Regions from separate parts of the Mus musculus genome. Here region 1 is linked to region 2. A link is a loop called in an ENCODE intact Hi-C map of the cell type or tissue named here. Cell type or tissue: heart. All regions are shown on one strand.

Region 1 (8,000 bases), 67 kb before region 2:
CTAGTGTGCTTGTGCATGTGTCTGCTCACCTGCATGGTCATGTGTGTGTAGGGCAGGGGACAACTTTTCAGAGTGTGTTTTCTCCAAGGCACAGTCTCTGTTATTTCTCCTCAGGACTCTCCTGGCTCTGCCTTCCACATTGCTGAGCCTTCTCCTTACCCTGTTCTGCCTAAACTATTTTTAAAAAAAACACCTGTGAAGAAGTTATTTGCTCTCAGGTGCTGGCATGTTCAACTTCTACAGGCTGTACGTGTGTGCTCCCATCCCAGGGTCACATTGAGAAATCATCAATTTTTCATTCAAGCCTTCCTTCTGCCAACCAGTGCAGCCCTGCCTTCAGGAGTCCATAAGGAACATGGGGGCTCTGGAGTCCTGAGGCTTCTGTGGAAACCTGACCTCTTGTTTCAGCTGTTTTAACTTATAATATTTCATCAAGATCAATTTGATAGAAGAAACACTAACAATCTGGTCTGGAAAATAATTTTGATTTCCAGAAGTCGGTACAAGAGCAGCAAGAGTGGGAGAGTCAGAACTTGGCCAGAAAACCTGGGAAGGTCCTGTCTCACATTGCCCAGCTAGAGAAGCTGCAGGAAGAACTGAGGGGATAAACTGCACCCCAAATTCTACAGAGATTGCAGCCTCTTAACACTGATGGTATAAAGTCTGATGGCTCTGTGAGAAGACAGCATGGGAGCAGTGTTGCCACATCTCCTCCTCACAGTGAACCCAAAGCTCTCTGGAGACACAGCAGCACACAGCCTCTACTTTAAAGGTGCTGGGGCTTTCGCTAACAGCCCATTTGGGAGTGATTTCTCTCACCAAGCAATGCCTCCTTGGCCTTCTCTCTGTAATTAAAACCCTAAAAGCTCTGTTTTTAAGAGCTTCTAAAAAACACTACACCAAGAGGCATGTTTCAGGAACTTCATAGATTGGCTGAGAATGGAAGTTTTTCTGACCTAGGCTGACAAGTGTGGTTATAATTTTGGATTGAGGGTAAATAAAAGGGACACAGCTTTTCCAAGCCGCATCTATCAAGCATGCATTTAGCACCACATAATACTGAACAGCCATGAATGCCTTTGGGCTACGTGTATTCAGCATTGCTCTAAAGCATCCTGCACTAAGTCTGCAATGCTGCCATGCAGGGCCCTGCTGTTACCCGTGCTTCTGAGCATGTGCATGGGCATCATCAAGATGAACCAAGGTAGTAACTGTCTGAGCCCACAGACTACTTAGTGATGAATTGGGATTTAAAGCATTCCACCAGCCTAATAAGGGCTCTTAGAACAGTGCCTCCTGCTGCTGCCACTGCAAGGCCCTTGTCATCTCTCGGGCCCCCACTCAGCTTTGCTTCTCCCCTACTGGAACTGACACTCTTAGTTAGCCTGCTTCTGGGCCCCACTCCAGGCCCTTTGTAGTCTTTGCTTCCCCCTCCAACTGTGGCTCCTTATCTTCTCTGAGGCTTTCTGCAATGGCCTGGATAGTAAACACATTGACCACATCACAGAGATCAAGCACACTTAGCTTCAGCAACTCCACCGTGCTTTCTACCAGGAGTCCTACATGTTTGCAGACCATGCAAAGGAGATGGGTGATAGACTGGGGCTCTTGCTAAACCATCTCCATTGCATTAAGCTGGCACATGTTCTCTGCCATACCTGGGACATATGGCCCATAGAGGACTTAATGCCAGATGCATGAAGGGCTGGTGGTCTCTAGAGTGAAGTAGTGACTGGACAGAACTAGAGCTGGCCCATATCACAGCTTTTGGAAGACAGTCACCCTGTGTATGGTCTAAAATCAAGTTTTAAGCTTCTGTCGGCTGGCTGCCTGATCTGGGCTGCCTGGGACCTGCACTTCTTACCTTCACTCCGTCCAGGACAGCTTTGATAACGCCCTTCACAGTTGTCACCATCTCCTTATCTTCTGAGTTCACGCCCTCTAGCATCACCTGGTCAGACCATCGGATAAGGTTGGCGAGGCTCTGGTATACTCGGCTATAACAGGAGGAGAGGGCTGAGCTATGGAAGGAAAGTTTTAAAAGAACATTAATGAGCAACCTGAATCATGACCCTCCCATCACTGCTCCCAGAACACTGGATTTTGTGTAGATGCTGGGATTTGAACTCAGATCCTCATAATTGCCTAGTGGGTGCTATTATCCATGGAGGCATCTTACCAGTTCCCAGTACATACATACATACATACATACATACTATACATACACACACACACACACACACTCCCCCTCCCCAAATATATCATAAAAATTCTATCCCAGTAGTTTCTTCAACTGTCACATCCCTCTACACATCCTGGGAACATCTTTCCTCATTTCAGTTGCAAACCATTTGACAGGGGAGAGCTTTATGTATTTCCTGTTTTGAATGAGTTTGACAGTCATTTTGATGGACCAGCATCAACAGGTTTGAGGGGTTTTGGGTGTCAGGCCAGGAAAGCCAGGCACTTGTGAGAGCTGTCTGTGGTTTAATAGACCTTTCTTATCCTTGCTCAGCTTCATCATCCTCATCGAGGCAGCCGTGGCTAGGTAGAGAGGATTTCAAAGACTCACAAGAGGCGAGAGGCCTTGTCATGTGGTGAATGCTCACGAATGTGCACACACAGCAGCTGCCTCCATTCACACCGTGAGGACAACACACAAAATATAAGTCCTTGGTATTTGGGAGAGCCTTAGTACAGTACAATAGCAGTCCAAACCTACAATTCTTATAGAGTCCATAAACTTTTTTATTTTTAAACTAATTAAGGTTTTTAAAGATAGGGTTTCACTATGTGGCCCTGGCTAGCCTGGAAATGACTCTGTAGACCAGATTGGCCTTATAGAAATCTGATTGCCTCTGCCTCCTGAGAGCTGGGGTCATATGTGCCACCATGCCCAGACCCTAAACATGAGTTTTCTTAAGGAATCTAGAAAGAGTTACTGTTCTCACATCAAATTTTGTACACTGTAACAGGAGAGCAAAAACAATCACTCCATCACTATTAGATACTTAGAAAACAAGGGCACAATTTAGAGAGAATAACACAATATTGTGATTCTTTTTTTTTAAAGATTTATTTATTTATTATATGTAACTACACTGTAGCTGTCTTCAGACACTCCAGAAGATGATGTCAGATCTTGTTAGGATGGTTGTGAGCCACCATGTGGTTGCTGGGATTTGAACTCAGGACCTTTGGAAGAGCAGTCGGTGCTCCTAACCGCTAAGCCATCTCTCCAGCCCAATATTGTAATTTTTGACTGAAGTGGGTTCTAACAGCAAAGGTCTTTAGATGTTTTACCAATGACACTTATCAAGAGCAACAGCACGGGGAAGGAGCTAAGTTTTCTGCCAGTCACAGCTGCACTCTGCACCACCAACAGAGCAGTCATTAAGAAGGAAAGCAAACCCCTCCTGTCCCTGAGAATAAACGGAGCTGGCCAAGAAGCTTGGGGATGGTGTCAAGGCCTCATAGGAATGGGGGGTGGGAGCCGGGCGTGGTGGCTCATGCCTTTAATCCCAGCACTCGGGAGGCAGAGGCAGGTAGATCTCTGAGTTTGAGGCCAGCCTGGTCTACAAAGTGAGTTCCAGGACAGCCAGGGCTATACAGAGAAACCCTGTCTCGGAAAAAAAAAAAAAAAAAAAGACAGTTAGGAATGGGGGGTGGGGCTTCCCCTCCGGAGGGGGCCTGCCCAGTCCTTCAGCCTGTCTGGCAGATAGGTGCCTCTGGGGGAATGCCTGATACTACCCTTAGGTTCTCTTAGTTTTTTGTTCTATTCCCCTGTCAATCTAGCTGCTTCCCCCAGCATCCTCTGGGAAGCAGGACAGGACACTGCAGTTCTCTTGCTGCCTTCTTCAACGTGTACCACACAACCACCACATCATCATGTGTTAGGGAGCTTTTTAACTTTAATTTGATTTTAACTCTTCCCTGGTGGGAGCCATCTCATGAAGACACAGGAATGATAGCATTTAGAGTTAACCACCTAAACATCTGATGGCCTAATGTTGGGTTCTTTTTCTCAAAGGAGACCTGAGCCTGCTTTGGGGTGAACGAAGGGCGAGCCACAGTACAGACAGCAGCACAGTGAGCCAAAGGCCACAATCCCCAGCCAGAGCCAGCAGAAGCTGGGGTGGACGTCCCAGGCAGAACATTTCTTGGGAATAAAGACAGTTTGTTAGATCTCTCAGAAGAAAATTGTGAACTTCACTGCCAAGTTCTGAAAGCCATTCTTAAAAGCTCAGTCTCATGGGGTTAAATGGACACTAAGCTGCCTTGAGAAATCCACACAGAGATGCATCGATTATGAATGGGTATCACAGACAAAACCCCAGACCTGCCAGTCTTTTCAGTAAAGTTCCTGCAAGCTTGGGGATTGCATCGAGCATGGCTTTCCTTGTGATACTTAATAATAAAAGTGGGGCAAGCTAACCTGTAGGAAAATACACACTCTAGCAATCAAAGGCTGCCTGGGAGGTATGGGCCTGGCCCAGGCAAGGATGTCACTCCACCGTTTTATCAGATGGTAATCCCAGCAGCCGTGGGCTTGAATGACAACGGACTGCAGGTCATGGTAAATGATGATGGAGGCTCTGAGAATATGTCCAACCCAATGTCCTCAGTGCCAGTGAGCTGATCACAGGATAAAGCCACAGCTCGGAGGGTGGTGGCATCTGCTAGGAGTTGGCCAGCACACAGGCCTCTGGAGGAGCAACTGCCTCAAAGCTGGGAAGTGGGGGCAAGTGGAGGACTCCTTTCTCCCCACTGTTTCAAATGCCCCAAACCAAGGCGCCTCTAAGCCTCCTGCTCTGCCACAGCTAAGGACCTTCTGGGGGACTCACCTGTGCTGGATCCGAGGGTCAGTCTGCACCAGGGGTAAGATGGCCTCCAGCACCTTGCTGGCTGACCCCGGGAGCATCTCCAGAACCTTCTTATCAATGGCCATTTTGTCCACAATGGTCTTAAAGTAGCGCAAGGCACTGACAACCTCCTTCTCTTTCTCCTCCAGCCAGCACAGGTTCTGAAAGGGAATGCCATGTTTAAGGAATGAGAGAAGATTAAAGGGAGCTATTCTGAAAACAGTGAAATCTATAAACTAGCTCGATACTCCTGCAAATGGAAAACGCTTTGGCAGCAGGGACCAAGCCAGATGGTTTCTCTAAGGATTGTGATCAGGAGACAAAGATTAATAGGAAGAAAGACAGGCTTAGGACTAGAAGGGTCATTTGGAGACTAGGGGATTCCCTTCCCACACTCGGAGATCCTTAAAACCTTCTCCTCTGTTCTGATTGGCTGCCTGAGATAGCACTTCCCATCTCCCACCGTACAGTGAGGTCTCGGTGAGGACACAGGGGAGCAATAGTCAGGCCCCAGGGCACATACATTCTCAGAGGATTTGAGGAACTGGCAGCATCACAGTCCATCCGCCACCTAGATCCTCACATAGACCTATTCAAACTTGTAGGTCCCTGTCCATTAGAGACACGGCTTCCAAGGCCTCCAATGCCAGTGCTGGAAGGAGGAGCTCAGGAAACCAAGCCGACGCTAGTAACTCTGACTACCGGTACTACGGCTACTAACGGCACTCGGTCGCTCGATGCCAAGGAAAGACACCTGAAGGAAAAAGCCAGCACCCAACTTTCCAGAACTCCTCCTAACCCCACTCTTTCCTCCTTGACTGTGGGTAGCCTAGATTCACACCTAGCAGGGAGCAGGGCATGCTGCTCTAGTCTCCTTTCCCCATCTCCCTTCTCCAGTGGCCCAGATCCCAGACACTGACAGTCATCTCGAGTGGATAGTCCCACAAATAGCCCACAGAGGGAGTGAAGAGATATGTGGATAGGCGAGGCCACTACCTGTGGGCTTCCTAAGGTCCAGAGAGTGTCACTAACATCAACTGAGGTCAAGAGACTTAAGCAATAATCTATAAATACATGAATGGCAGAAATATTATAAAAAGTAACTATTCTTTTGAATACTAAATCTTCCCCACCCCCAGATAATGTCAGGGAGTATAATTTTAAAAATTTAAAATCCAATATGGGAGGTTTTTCATAGGAACACCAAAACAAAACAAAACAACCCCAAAACCTCTATATATGTGGATGGAATCAAGTAAACAGAACTTCAGCCAGAGACCTGCCAAAGGCCTGGTATGGCTTCCTGGAGTGTTCTGCAGACCACCAGGACTACTCAGCCTTCCTTGCGCTGTTTTCCCATCTCCATTTGAAACACTCAATTCTTGTCTGTCTCTAAGAGGCTGAGCACTGGTTTCTCTACTGCCTGGATAAGAGTGCTCAGTTTTAACATACCCACAGCGGGGCTAGCCTGAATAATCAGGCCACAGGGGTGGCGCTAGTGACAGCATGAAGAGCAGTCAGGCTACAGGAGGAGGAGGAGGAGGAGAGGAGGAGGGGAGAAAGAAAAAGAGGAGAGGAGGGGGGAAACAGAAGGGGCTGTCTTGACACAACACCACCTGCAGGAAGGCAAGAATGATGATCTTGCTGAGGAACAGGAAGTATTTTAAGAAAACACATCAGACACATAGGCAAGAGTGAACAGGAGCTGGGAACAGTTTAAAGTGCAGGCACTTGGGAGTAGAAGGGCTTTTCCTGCCACAAGAAGAGATCAAATCAGGCACATAAGAGCCAAGCCAGCAGGACTCAGTGAGGGGCTAACTAAGTAGGCAAAGTCAGGTAGCATCTGTACTGTCTCCCAAGTCCCACGCCTTAATGACGGTCTCTTTATTAAAGGTCTGCACTCCCTGAGCCCTTCGGGCTGTAGACTGTAGTTAGCAGTCAGAATCAGTTATACACATAACATGCACAGCACCTGCTTGGCTGGCCTATAAAGTCACCCCAGAATGACTGTCAACCTACAGACCTCTCCTTCTCTAGGGGAACAGCTGCTACCACGTGTCCTCATAAGCTTGGGGACTCTATGAGGTTGTCAATCCTGGGAAGGGTCAAGATCCAAGGCCAAGCTGGACTTGGAAACAGTAGATGCCATTCCTTGTCTGTGGGACAGATGACTGTATCTGCCCTATGTTATTAAGGAAGTCGAAGTGGGTGGCTGAAGCTGGAGCTCACCAAGCACTTGTCTACCCTAGGACAGACACAGGTTCCATCCCCAGCAGCAAAACAAACCCCACCAACCAAAACCAAAAAAACAGTGGAAGAAACATAGAAACAACAACAGAGGAGAAGACTGACTGGGCAAGGCAGGGAGCCACTAATAACTGAAGAGACACTACATCGGGGTCAGAGTGAGAACTCAGAGGAGGATGACAGAGGCTGCAAAAGTCTGCGTGCAGAGGAAAGGGCCAAGTCATAGCTGCCGCTCTGAGTGCTTCAAGCTACCCAGAGCTCTGCACTTGTTTCCATTCAGGTTGTAACCTCCCCACAGAACAGATGCTATTAATTCATAAGTGGAGAAATTGAGGCTGCATGGGGAGTGGGTAGAATAGATAGCCTGCCTATGTAACAAAATTAGAACACAAACCTGGTAGGCTTCATTCCACAGCCTGGACAGTACAGACAAGGCAGATCCAAAGTGCGGGGGAAGCTGGTGTGGTGGGGCATGCTCATAATTGCAGTGTACAAGTCTGAGATCAGCCTAAGCAACATGGTCAGACCTGCTCTCACACAACTGCTTCCAGCAACACAGGAGATAACAAGAGCTTTGGGACTGCCTAGATAACACAGCAAACGATACCCACACCACACGTAAGCATGCACGTGTACACACAGGCACACATGTGTCCTAGAGGGCCCTGTGTTCAAAGCTCTTAATTAATAAATGAGTAAAGGGGATACAGGTGAGGGGAAGCTAACCTGTGCTCCTCTGTCCTGGGACTCTAAGCAATGGGACAGGTATAGAGGAAAAGGAAGGAACACAACATGGCCTCTGTCTTCAGCTACTGCCTCACTTCAGAGCAGCATCAGCTATCCAGTGTGACCTTTAGAATCCCTACTCTATGGGCAGCCCTGGCCTTTTTG
Region 2 (8,000 bases):
AGGGGTGTCTACAGACAGCCCTGTTTTGCTGTTACTGCTGGCCTACTGCCTTGGGAAGCCCATGTTCCAGAGGGCTCCTAGAACATGGGACATGACAGGGTGTCTGCCAGTGAGGTACACAGGAAACGTTGACTAGGCAGGCCAGTGAAGAAGCATGGAGCTTCAGAATTTGTGTCAATAACCCCAAAGCACTGAAACCACAGAGACTCCTAACTTATGGGAAAGGGAAGTAGAAGCTGATTGGTTAAGAAAGGTCAGTACCCAGTGACTGCCCATTAAGAAAGTGCACAGGCCCGACTTTCAGTATCTGCTCTGAGAAGATACATAGTAACAAGTTCCACTGTAAATTCCCTTTCTGTCTGTAACAAGCCTACCTGTGAGCATTTGAAAAGCACAGCACATGGACTTTGAGACCCATGTTTATTCTGTCAGTGGGTGTGTTGAGGGAGCTAGTGGCCATCCCACTAGTCCCAGCAAACCTCCCTGCAGCCCCTGGGTGACAGCACTGGCCAGATAGTTTGGTACGTGATGAAGTTTATAAGCTGGGTCAGAGAGGGAGGAAAGGGATTAGAACACCACAGGACCTTTCAATTCCTGGAGGCCCCACTGTCCCAGGAACAAGGTGGTTGGTGACTGAAGGAATGAAGCAGAGTGGAGTGGGGCAGGCAGGGGTAGGGCTGAGTGGAGCTACAGGGATTCCCTCCACCAGCGCAGAGACCCTGAAAGCCACTCCCCCAAGGAAACTCCCTGCCCCTCAGCACGATCCTTGAAATCTCCATTTGTTGCAGTAGGAGTTTACAGTCACCACTAACACCCTGACTCCAATCCTCTAGTCTCCTCAGCCTGACACACGGGACACGGGACAGTGCAGCCTTCATGGCAGGTCCCAATCCCCAGAGCTACACACAGCACATGGCAGAGCAGGTGCTCCATCCGTGCCAGATGAAGGAATTGAGGAACCAATCAATGAAGGAATGGGGCAAGAGTCAAAGTACAGGTCACAGCAAACAGCTGAGAATCATCTCTGTGAGTCAAGCTGAAAAATGTCAACGGTCCATGTGGACAAGGGGACTCGGTGATGTGTCCAGCAGGGAAAAGGGCAGGGACCCAGGGCAGGCAGCTCCCACCCAGCTCCACATGAAGGTACACACAGGAGTGAGGTCTGGGTTACAAGAGTCTCAGTCTTGGGAGAACCGGAAATGTGTGGTTTTGAGCTATCTCCTGGTTTTTAAGTACTGACCGACAGCTCTTCTCTTTCTTGGGAACGCACATGGCCCAGTGGGCTAGAGTCAGCTGATTAGTGCCAGTCTGGCATTAAGGTCCAGAAATGTGGGGGCACCTACTCTCGTCACTCGTGTCTTTGCTGGAAGAGACGAGGGCAAGCAGAAGCACAGCAGCATAGGCCCCAGGGTGCCTCACCTCGCCACATCTCCCAGTGGTCTCCTAGAGAACTCCTTCAGCCCCTGACCACAGTATGCCCTCATCCCAACTTTCCTCCTGATCTAACTGCCAGCCCAGCCACTGTCCTGGTCCTCCTGGGCACTTGGAGAGGAAGAGCACTAATGCTGCCTTCCTCACCTCCACGAAGGCTGACTTCTGATGACTGCCACAGGCAGGGCTGCAGGATGACTGAGTGACAGGTCCAGAGGCTCCTCCTCAGAGGTGTAAGTGAAAGTGATCAGGGAAGGCAAACTGACTAGAAGGACCAGGATAGGGGTGTAAGATTTCTGCTCACTCAAAATCCTTAGACTCCCACCCCACCCCCAAACCCCGAGAAGAAAACTCAGTAGTCTGTTTTCTGAGGGTGAGAGAACACAGGCACATTTTGGAAACACTTCTGTTGCTTTGAAGCACAGGAAACAGCAGCAACTGTTATTGGGTGTGGGCTCCTCTGTAATACCTAGAGACTTGTCACCTGGCTGAATAAAGAAAGGTGTCCCTCCAGGCACACCATCGCTCATGCGTGACAGCAGGTCCACTTCACAACCAAACAGAACATGTGGCGGACTGCACATCAAGTTCACCTAGGATGATGCACAGAAGCTTCAAGAAGGTAAGCCCTCACGGCAAGCATACCCTAATCTTCCGCCATCTCATCTGTGATCCCCAGCTATGGCTGCCAGAGAACTCTCTCACTACTAGCTGCTTCTCCCCAAACACACCTTCCTCCCAGCCTTTCTGCAGCCGTCTCCTGCCAATTCTCCTTCATAAGAAAGCCTTGCAGAGACTTGAAGTGCCAGGGTGGGGTGATACCCTGGGAGGTGGGGTTACCTGCTCAGAGAAGGGATGGGAAAGGGATTGTGTGAAGGGGTGACCTGGGGGGGGGGATGTAAAAAAAATTAATTTAAAAAAAAAGAGAAAGCCTTTCTTTTCCTGGCCTAGTGAACAGTGCACTGCAGGACCTTCCACAGCTGGGTTTAGAATATTCGTGGGGCCTGGCAGTATAGATACCACTACCAGCCCCCAGACAAGCTCTTCTAAAGAGGGCACTGCGACAGTCCCTAGCAGAGGATAGTGGCCTGGGAAGGCACAGGCATGACCTCTACTGAAAAGGCCTGGGGTTGAGACTGAGTAGACAGCTCTGTCATTCTGAGCTGTGGAAAGAAGCCCGTGAGATGACACACAGCACATGCCAGCCCCTCTACTTCCAGGACTTCCAAATTCTTCATAATGACACATGCTGTTCTGATAAAGAAAACTCAGCTAACACTATTTAAAATGTATTTTAGATGTATTTATTTCATTTTACAACCAATAAATCTTTGCCTGTCTATGTGTCTGTGCACCACCACATGTGAGTCTGGTGCCCATGGAGGTCAGAAGAGGACATCAGACCCCCTGAAACTGGAGTTAAAGATGGTTGTGAGCCGGCACGCGGTTGCCAGAAACCAAACCAGGCTGCTCAGGAGCAACAAGTGCTCCTGACTGGTGAGCCGTCTCTCCAGCGCATCAATGCTATTTTTAAATAAATCATCCAAGTTTCCCAACAGTGCCATTCGGATGAGACACTATCAGGAGTTCCTAAGCAGGGCTGCACAGATGGGTCAGGGATATTTCCAGAGCAGCACGTATTCAGGAAAGCGACTCATAGTCACTAGACAAGGCCCCGGGGCAAGAGGACAAGGAGACAAACACCCCAGAAACAGCATCTGAAAAGGAACAGTCCAGCCACGGGAATGCTATCCTACTTCTTGTCAGAAGACAGATGTCAATACCCTACCTATGCCCCTTGCTGGGTGGGCTACAAACATTCACTGAACCTCTCTGGGTCCTGAAAACAGAGACCATACTTTGGCAGGCAATCTTCAAGTACGTTTAATAAACAACACAACCCAGAGACCAAACACAGAATGAAGACACATAGCTCAAAAGAGAATACCAAAACGTTTGTCCCTGTGTTTAAACCAGGGCTGCAAAAGTTACATTCATTGCTGGTTGGTCCCCTGCTAATATACATCCAAATATCCTCAAGTCCACCTATGAAATGGCAGCTTCCAAAAATTAGTGCGGCCGAACACCTTTTCAGGTTCTTACAAGTCTGCCTTCTCTACTAAGTTTCCAGGATAACTGGGTATCCCCACTGTGACAACCCCCAACCCAGGCCCTGGACCACTCACTGCCTACCTTACCTACCAGCCAAGAACCCGCCCTCCCGTAAAAGGAGTCCCTGCTTGACGGCTAATTAAGCTCTGGGCCCCATATGCACAACAGTAATTGACTCTCGGGAGTATCTAACTCCCAGAATATGCAAGCCGGGGGGCGGGGGAAAAACTGGGAGGCGACTCCCCAAGATTTCCAGGAACACACAAAGAGATGAGGTTTGCACCAAGATCGCATCCACCTTATTCCCCCATCCCCAATGACTCTCCACTTGCCCTGCTTGCAGAGCAAGGCAGAAATATTAGAGGACAACTTGGCTGCTCCCTGAAACATCGCTCCAACACACCCTAGCCTGCTGTCCTTTGAAGCCACCGAAGTGGACACTTGTGGTTAAACTCGAGGCTCATTAGGAGTGACACATTTTATAACTGGGCTGCCGATCACCTCTGGAGCGCGCCTGCTCTTCTGCATGCGGTCGGGGCCAGGCCTCCTAAGGGTCCCGGGCTCCAGCCATTGTGGGATGTTCCAGGGAACAAGGCTACAGGGACCTCCACTCGCTCCCCCAGAATCCTGCTAGCATCACAGGCCCCCCGCCGCCGGGCAGGCCCGGTTCAAAGATGGCCCTCGCGGCGTCGCTGCCAGGCTGGGGCCCGGACTGGGGGTCTAGCGCACGAGGCCAGGAGGCGCGCCGCCCGCCCGCCCGCCCGCCTCACCTGCTTTCTCGATCTTGCCGGACATTTCCGGGCTGCGCCGGAGGCCGAGGCCGCTGCTCATCAGGGCCCGGCCCGGCCGCTGCGGGATAAGAGGCCGGCGCGCCCGCCGCTCTACTGGACCGGTGCTCGCCGCGCCTCACACTCGCGCCGTCATGGCGGGCTCCGCGCGGCCGCGGCTCGTGCGCTCGCCGCCCGCGCTCCAGCCCGCACCGGGCCTGCCACTCCGCCGCTCCACCTCCCGCGCAGCCGCCGCTCCGGGGCCGCGAGCCGCCGGCCGCAGCGCCGCGCCGCCGCCCGCCCGCCGGCCTGGGCCCCGCGGCCACGGCGCCACCTGCCGGAAGCCCACCGCGCCGCTCGCGCCACAGCGCCCCCTGATGGCCCGGAGCCGAACTAAGCCTGGCGCGAGGCGCAGCGCCCTCTACCGGCTTGGAGTCCTCCGCGCCACAGCTCGGTATAGACCCCACCCCTTTCCTCAGACACAGAGAAAGAGATCAAACCTATGACTGACAGCTCCAATTCAGGACTTCCGCATGCCCTCCCATCAAAGATCAGAGCCTCCGGTAACCCAGAGTTTTCCATCTCAAGTTGTGGGCTAGCTTTCCGTGTCTGTTACCCAAGTTCAGCATCCTCCTCAGGCCCAAAGCTCCTCTAATTGATCCTAAACTAGACTCAACAACACTGAAAACACAAGAAGCCTGCTCAACAACGTTTGGGACTGCCACCCACCTTCACCCCGTCATCCCCCATACACACTATGTGAGTCTCAAGGGCCAGTGAAAGGCAGAACCTTTAGCCAGATGTGGGCCCCGATCCTCCAAGCCAAGGCTGAGGCCCAGACCTGGAGTGACACAGAAGATCTGGTTTGCTTTGCTCACGAAACCCTCCAATGGGAACATCCAGCTTAAAGAGCAGTCTTTTCTAGTATGCAAATGAGTTCGTTTACAGTTCATTTTAGGCATTCAAAGAACCTTTGCTATGTATGATGTCATATCCTACCATGACTAACCCAGTGGATTCTTCCCTTCAAACAAGCTCATGAATAGGTTGGAGAGTCAAATCATATCATTAAGTATTAGTGAGCAATACGTTTTAGCAAGACAAGAGATACAGGGAAGGGCGCTCCCTGCTCACTGTTTTTAGCTAAGATGGAATTCACATCAGCAGCGAGTGTGCAAGCACATGTGTGCGCGCACAGAGAGAGAGAGAGAGAGAGAGAGAGAAAGTGAGTGCTAGGCTAGGGACCATCCAAGATAGCTCAGCAAGTAAATGCAACTGCTGCCGAACTTGACTAGACCTACACGGCTGAGGGAGAACCAATTTCTGCAGAGTGTTCTCTGACTTGCACACACACATATACACACACACAGAGACACACTATGTAACTTAAGAACACTTAGAAGTCTGCTTTGCCTCTAGATATGTAAGCTAGTGGTAGGGCAAACCTTGAGAGATGTGCAGGGAGAAGTTCAGGGTGACGGATGCCACCAAAGATTTCTATTTCCATCTCCCTATACTCTACAGTCCCCTGATTCTGTGACTGAGGGCTGCCTACAATCGGCAGCCAAATTTCCAGAGCCATGGGTCCGAACCCTCTAGGGGTCAAAGGCCAAGCCAAAGATTGACAAATTCATTTCCCTTTTCAAGTTGACAAATGGCTGCTCAGGGCCAGAATGGCTCTGCTCTGCTCTGGTGGAAGCTGCATCAGCAAGGCAAAATTGGCGAATCGCTCAAGGCCCGCCCTCCAGCTCTCCCTGGGTGCTTAGCCTTCCAGACTTCTGAGCTCAGAGCGTCAATATTTCATGCCCCAAATTCTGAAGTGAGGAATGGAACAATAAATGTAGGCGCAGTCAGGTTTGAGGTTCCTAAGAACAAGATCAAATCCATGTGATAAATTGCTGCATATCAGATAGCGAGGAATTTGCAAAAAGTATCGATGCCAAGCAGACTCGTAGAACTTGCTTCCTAAGGTTCCAAGGTGCTCATAGCCATAGTAGCACACACTCGGGATTAAGAGCCAGCTAATCGAGGGTGAAAGCCTCCCTTTTCCTTGCCTTAACTTAGCTTGTCCTCCTAGGCCACTCCAGCTGCTAGAATGTTCTTGCCCCTCCTCTCCACGGACACGCCACCATCTTTCGGGTTTCTTTGTTATTCACCCTTAGAACCCTTCCCTGAGGCCCCACAGTACCAGCTTCCTCCTGGTTATCAACCAGGTGCTGGCTTTCGTGGTCAGAAACTCAGACAGGAGCTGGGTGCGCACACCTTTAATCCCAGCACATGGGAGGCAGAGGCAGGCTGATTTCTGAGTTCAAGACCAGTCTGGTCTACAGAGTGAGTTCCAGGACAGCCAGAGAAGAAAGAAAGAAAGAAAGAAAGAAAGAAAGAAAGAAAGAAAGAAAGAAAGAAAGAAAGAAAGAAAGAGAGAAAGAGAAAAAAAGAAAGAAAGAAACTCAGGACCCAGTCAGATCCAACTGCAGATAACCAAGATACAAGTGATGGCCACATGCTCTGGGCTCAGGCCACCTCTCTACACACTGTCAAAAGCAATCAATGTGTTGTCAGTTCCCAGGGTCCATGTCTAGGGCTCACAACTGTCTATCACACCAGCTCCTGAGGCTCCGAGCTTTCTAATGCACACACAGGTGTGCACTCAATAAACAAAATTTTAAGATACTTTTTTAAAAGCAAAAAAAAAAAAAAAAAAAAAAAAAAAACCAAAAAAAAAAAAAAAAAAAACCCCAACCAACCAACCATCAAACAAAAAAACCAATCTGACATGAGGGGCTGAGGGCTCAGTTGCTAAAGTGTTTGTCATGCAAGCATGAACACCTGAGTTCAAATCTCTGGCACCCGCCAAAAGCTGGGCACAGCAGTACACTCCTGTAATCCTAGTTCTGGAGAGGTTTGGAAGAGGGTCCTGGAGAGTCACTGACCAACCAGGCTAGCCAAGAAATGAGATCCAGTTTCAATAAGAGACCCTGTCTCAGAAGTGTAACTTTAATGTTTTCAATCCTTATTTTTAATGATGGCTCTTAAACGCTTTAACCTCCCTTCTAGCCCACCACCCACCAGAGGTAGTGGAAAAGAAAGGATGCAGGGAAGTGGACCTGTATAGAAAGGTTCTTTGGAACAAATCCCATCTGTGTTGTCTGGAAATCGGCAGTTCAGTTCACAGGTCAGCAGGCAGTGGCTGCTCCATCCACTCAGTTCAGTAGAGTTGGGATAACAAGCACGAATCGGCAGCAGTAGCACTACCTAGCAGAGACAGCCATGCCTCAGCCTCAGCTGGAGTCAGCAGGAGGGACCAGGAGGGATGCCAGGAGAAGTTGCACAGCTAGCTCTACAAGCCAAGCACTGTCAAGTTATTTTTTTTTTTACTTTGATTTTTTTTAATTAGGTGTTTTCTTCATTTACATTTCAAATGCTATCCCAAAAGTCCCCCATACCCTCCCCCACTCACTTCCCTACCCACCCACTCCCACTTCTTGGCCCTGGCGTTCCCCTGTACTGAGGCATATAAAGTTTGCAAGACCAAGGGGCCTCTCTTCCCAATGATGGCCAACTAGGCCATCTTCAGCTACATATGCAGCTAGAGACATGAGCTCCGGGGGTACTGGTTAGTTCATGTTGTTGTCCCACCTATAGGGTTGCAGACCCCTTCAGCTCCTTGGGTACTTTCTCTAGCTCCTC

Evidence for each region. A loop is a pair of places that touch in the nucleus more often than their neighbours do. Peaks named below come from ENCODE experiments on the same cell type or tissue, not always from the same donor. Only the 100,000 strongest peaks of a DNase experiment are listed, where the experiment ranks them.
Region 1: it touches region 2 in a loop (3-fold over the local background); 13 of 42 quality-filtered maps call a loop at or near these places.

What each region holds. Positions count from the first base shown.
Region 1 is chr2:29,683,128-29,691,127 of GRCm38, reverse strand. Rapgef1 (Rap guanine nucleotide exchange factor (GEF) 1) reads right to left here. Exons shown (of 26, transcript NM_001039087.1): 4 at 4,845-5,023; 5 at 1,865-2,021. Among named protein-coding and RNA genes, the nearest start is that of Gm13420, 65 kb to the left of the region's middle. In heart, no CTCF peak of the experiment used is centred here; no DNase peak of the experiment used is centred here; H3K27ac peaks cover 423 bases.
Region 2 is chr2:29,616,377-29,624,376 of GRCm38, reverse strand. It overlaps Rapgef1 (Rap guanine nucleotide exchange factor (GEF) 1), which reads right to left and starts at 4,657. Exons shown (of 26, transcript NM_001039087.1): 1 at 4,314-4,657. The coding sequence starts at 4,374. In heart, a CTCF peak has its summit at 4,739 (motif pointing left); DNase peaks (open chromatin) are centred at 26, 3,716, 4,276, 4,716 and 3 weaker places; H3K4me3 peaks cover 2,245 bases; H3K27ac peaks cover 3,151 bases.